Linked DNA regions of Homo sapiens: region 2 is linked to region 1. Evidence: chromatin loops called from intact Hi-C (ENCODE). Cell type or tissue: Calu3. All regions are shown on one strand.

Region 1 (2,500 bases):
GCCTTAAGTAACTGCATTTGTCTGATCCCACTTTCAATCTTTGATACAGATGTGCAGATGGTTACTATGGAAACCCAACAGTGCCTGGCGAATCTTGTGTTCCCTGTGACTGCAGCGGCAACGTGGACCCCTCGGAGGCTGGTCACTGTGACTCAGTCACCGGGGAGTGCCTGAAGTGCCTGGGGAACACAGATGGCGCCCACTGTGAAAGGTGTGCTGACGGGTTCTATGGGGACGCTGTGACAGCCAAGAACTGCCGCGGTGAGTGCGTGAGCGTGAAGTCAGGTCAGCTGTTTATTGCCATAGGAAGTCTTCAACCGTATAGTCACATGTGTCACACAGGGCCCCGCCTAGGAGGTCACACTCTCTTGAGGGGTTACTTGCATTAATGCTGGGTCTCTGATCAAATACAGACCCACGACCCAGTTCTTCCCTAGCTACCCTATCCTGAGCTTGGTTAGTCATAACCCATAGGGGTCAGTGGCCTGGAAAGATGCAGCCTGCCACCCGAGCGGCCAGTGTGACTTGACAGAGTTCCGGCTCTGCTCCCCGTGACTGAAATGAAAGTGGGGAAGCTCAGAGCCTGTCACATTCGTAAGGGAGATGCTTCAGAGGCTGCACGAGGCAGATGGGATTCCAAGATGAAGGGTGGGAAATGGTAAGACTGTAACCCCAGAAACTGCGTAAAGCACCGTGTGGTGCATCTTAGCCCTCTGTGCCAGAACTGCCCGACCCCTATGGCACTCTGCTGAATTCGATCCTTGAAATTATGGATCGTGGAGAAAACTAGATTCTCCTGCACAGCAGATGACCTGGCCGGAGGGATGATTCAGCCCTCAGATTTTGAAGGAGTGAAAGAACAAAAGTGGCAATTATAAATTATTTTGAGTATTTCATATAAACGCCAGTCATACTATGGTACTACGACATGGGGACACAAGAGGGCACCAGCTGTACAGAAAACATACTTTCCCAGGCACACGTGGAGAGATTGGAAATGTTTTATGGCCCTGGGCCAATCAAGCTGATCTCCAGCAGGTGGCCACCTTGACTGGCTATCATACCAGGATAATTATGATAACAGCATTTCTACAAGGCTTCACGATTTGTAGAATGTTTTTATCATTTTCATGTCATTTCTTTTCATCATTACTGCAAGCCTTGGTGATTCATTCCTCCGTTCATTCATTGTTTATTAAGTGTCCGGTATTTCCCAGACACTGTACTAAGAACTGCGACAGGTAGTTGGGAAATTGTGATTCAAGTCTACTGGGAAGCTACACATGATGATGGTATGGGGGGAAAACATACCTGTGGATCCAGGTGTTGGAGTCTCGACTAATGTGAGTTTTATTCCAGGACCAACTGTGTGACATTGGGCTAATTTATTAGCCTCTCTGAGCCACTATTTTGTTATTCATAAAATAGACATAATTATATGTGTATATCAAGGCCTTTCTGAGAAGTCAGTGCGGTAACATTTAAAGTTCTAGACATGAAATAAATGGCAGCTATTATAATTACTAGTAATAAACCAATTATTATTATATTTTCTAATATATAATATATATAATATAATATAATATATTATTATATTATATAATATATATTATATAATATAATATATTATTATATTTTCACTCCACTGCTGTCCAACAGAAATACAATGTAAACCACCCATGTAATTTAAAATTTTTTAGTAGTCACATTTTTCAATAGTAAAAAGAAGTAGGTGAAATGTATTTTAATAATACATTCTATCTGAGCTGATATATTAAAAATAAGCATTTTGTCATGTGATCAGGTTTTAAAAGTATTAAGCAATATTTACTTTCTTTTTTAGTACTGAGTCATCAAAATTGAGTGTATATTTTATAGCCCAGCTCAATTAGGATGCTACATTTTCCTCAGAAATACTTGATCTACATGTAGATTACAGAAAATTTACAATTGAAAAGGTAGTTCAAACATATTTAAAATTTTTCCGTCCTGTACCAAAAATTATTTTCTTTAATATTGGCATCCACATTGACAAAACCGCTTCAGTATTTAAATTTAAACTCAGAGATTTGGTTCTTCGCTTGCATCAGCCACATCTCCAGCATTTGGTAGACATGTGTGGTTAGCGGCCACAGGACAGGACTGTGAAGGTCAAGGCGATGAATGACTGTCGGGGGTTGCACTTGAAGGCACGGAGGCGGGCAGGCCCATCAGCCCAGGGTGGCCCGGGCTGCCTCCTGAAGGGGGTGCTGTTCATCTGAGACCTGAAGGATGGGAAGAAGAGCCCCAAGAAGAGTGACCAGCGTGGGAAGACGGGCCCAGGCAAGTAGGCAGGCCCTGCCCGAGGTAGACACTGGAGAGAGAGTGACCAGAATGGAAAAGACAGAGACAGGGAGGGGAGGTCTCGGGCTGATAGGTGGGAAGCAGCCACGTCGGAAGGGTCTCCTGTGCAGTGTTGAGGTGCTGAGGTCACCTCGTCCTCCCTGTCCTGGGACTCACC
Region 2 (2,500 bases), 160 kb before region 1:
AGCCCGCCATGCCTGAGCCTCCCACCCACTCCATGGGCTCCTGTGCGGCCCGAGCCTCCCCGACGAGCGCCTCCCCCTGCTCCACGGTGCCCAGTCCCATCGACTGCCCAAGGGCTGAGGAGTGCGAGTGCATGGCACAGGACTGGCAGGCAGCTCCACCTGTGGCCCCGGTGGGGGATCCACTGGTTGAAGTCAGCTGGGCTCCTGAGTCTGGTGGGGACGTGGAGAGTCTTTATGTCTAGCTCAGGGATTGTAAACACACCAATCAGCACCCCATGTCTAGCTCAGGGTTTGTGAGTGCACCAATCGACACTCTGTATCTAGCTGCTCTGGTGGGCCCTTGGAGAACCTTTATGTCTAGCTCAGGGATTGTAAATACACCAATCGGCACTCTGTATCTAGCTCAAGGTTTGTAAACACACCAATCAGCACCCTGTGTTTAGCTCAAGGTTTGTGAGTGCACCAATTGACACTCTGTATCTAGCTGCTCTGGTGGGGCCTTGGAGAACCTTCGTGTGGATACTCTGTATCTAACTAATCTGATGGGGAGGTGGAGAACCTTTGTATCTAGCTCAGGGATTGTAAATGCACCAATCAGCACCCTGTCAAAACAGACCACTGGGCTCTACCAATCAGCAGGATGTGGGTGGGGCCAGATAAGAGAATAAAAGCAGGCTGCCCGAGCCAACAGTGGCAACCCACTCGGGTCCTCTTCCACACTGTGGAAGCTTTGTTCTTTCACTCTTTGCAATAAATCTTGCTACTGCTCACTCTTTGGGTCCACACTGCCTTTATGAGCTGTAACACTCACCACAAAGGTCTGCAGCTTCACTCCTGAAGCCAGCGAGACCACGAGCCCAGAGCCCACCGGGAAGAACGAACAACTCCAGATGCGCCGCCTTAAGAGCTGTAACACTCACTACCAAGGTCTGCAGCTTCACTCCTGAGCCAGCGAGACCACAAACCCACCAGAAGGAAGAAACTCCGAACATCAGAAGGAACAAACTCCAGACGCGCCACCTTAAGAGCTGTAACACTCACCGCGAGGGTCCGCAGCTTCATTCTTGAAGTCAGTGAGATCAAGAACCCACCAATTCCGGACACAATAATATTTTGTTCTTACCAGTAGTCTAGCAAAATAAGCTATTCTTTTAATAAACCCTGGAGATTATATTTTGATGTTGAGTGAGTGTTTTAAGATAATTAGATTCACTTTTATCTGTGTTTATTCAGATTTCATTATTTAAATGTATGCATGATAGTATAAAGTCTTTCAGTTACAAAAAGAATAACCAATATGTTATGTAACTTCTTCCTAATTGATAATTAATATTTTCACCTACAGTTTTTTATTCTGCCTGTAAAAATCTGCAATAAAATGAGGTTTAAATCTGAATTTGTGCTCCCTTCACAGGGTTCCTGTTAGCTAGTGTGAGCAGGTACTACCCCCATTATGTCGCTAAGGGGAGCTGTTGGTCCTTCATTACTCAGTAAACCAGTGCTGGCCTCTGCCTGGTCTGTGAAGCTACTTTCTGATTAGGAGTGGTTCATTATCATTTCATACTTGGCACAATTATGAAAGAACTCTGTAAGCGCTTATTCAGAGAGACAGCAAAGCAGCTAGGAAAAAAAAGCTGATAAACTCAATCAGATACCTTGAAAACTTCTGAAGAATATTCAGCTGGCTTACAGCTCATCATCAAATCCTAACAACTTCTCTAACAGAGAAAGTAAAATTATGAAAATTCCATACAAGGAACACATTTCATTAAAGTTGAAAGGGAGAGTAGGTTAAGAGTTACATGATGAATGGCCCCAAAACTGCTTATTAAAGAATAAACGGCCATGAAAATGTTGTCAATCAACAAGGCCTACTTTTTACTTTTTTCTCTTTTTCAATCCAATTCAAAAAATCCTGGTTATACCCAGCCCTCACCAGCCAGGGGGTGTAAGGAAGGTTATATGAATACTGACAGATGAATTTTTGTTGGCTAGATAAACCCGTTTTGTAACTGCAGAATCTCAGCAGCATTTGGATGTCTTCCCCCAATTCTAGAATCTTCTTGGAGCACATCTGCTCTCGGGGTCCCCGTGTTTGCTCCTGCACGCTCCATTTTTTATCAACCTCCTTTTTCCTCAACTCAGTTTCCAGGCCTATCTGTGGGTATCCTCAGTCTCACTTGAAGGTAAGGAGGATGATTTGTCGAAAACGTTTAACTAATGGATTTCTCACTTCTTTCCGCTGGAAGTCACGTCCCATAGCAGTCACTAGACCATTTTGGAAGTGGGGAAGGTAGATCAGAACGAGAAATGTGGGCCGGGCGCGGTGGCTCACGCCTGTAATTCCAGCACTTTGGGATGCTGAGGCAGGCGGATCACCTGAGGTTGGGAATTCAAGACCAGCCTGACCAACATGGAGAAACCCAGTCTCTACTAAAAATACAAAATTAGCTGGGTGTGGTGGCACATACCTGTAATCCCAGCTATTGGGGAGGCTGAG

The links. Peaks named below come from ENCODE experiments on the same cell type or tissue, not always from the same donor. Only the 100,000 strongest peaks of a DNase experiment are listed, where the experiment ranks them.
Region 2: a loop joins it to region 1, with 5 times the contacts of the local background. A loop is called at or near these places in 37 of 110 quality-filtered maps.

Annotation. Positions count from the first base shown.
Region 1 is chr18:7,020,925-7,023,424 of GRCh38, reverse strand. LAMA1 (laminin subunit alpha 1) reads left to right here. Exons shown (of 63, transcript NM_005559.4): 19 at 50-261. Among named protein-coding and RNA genes, the nearest start is that of LINC00668, 92 kb to the right of the region's middle. In Calu3, a CTCF peak has its summit at 1,002 (motif pointing right); a DNase peak (open chromatin) is centred at 984.
Region 2 is chr18:7,176,291-7,178,790 of GRCh38, reverse strand. No RefSeq gene overlaps it. Among named protein-coding and RNA genes, the nearest start is that of LRRC30, 54 kb to the left of the region's middle. In Calu3, CTCF peaks have their summits at 1,288 and 1,488; a DNase peak (open chromatin) is centred at 1,480.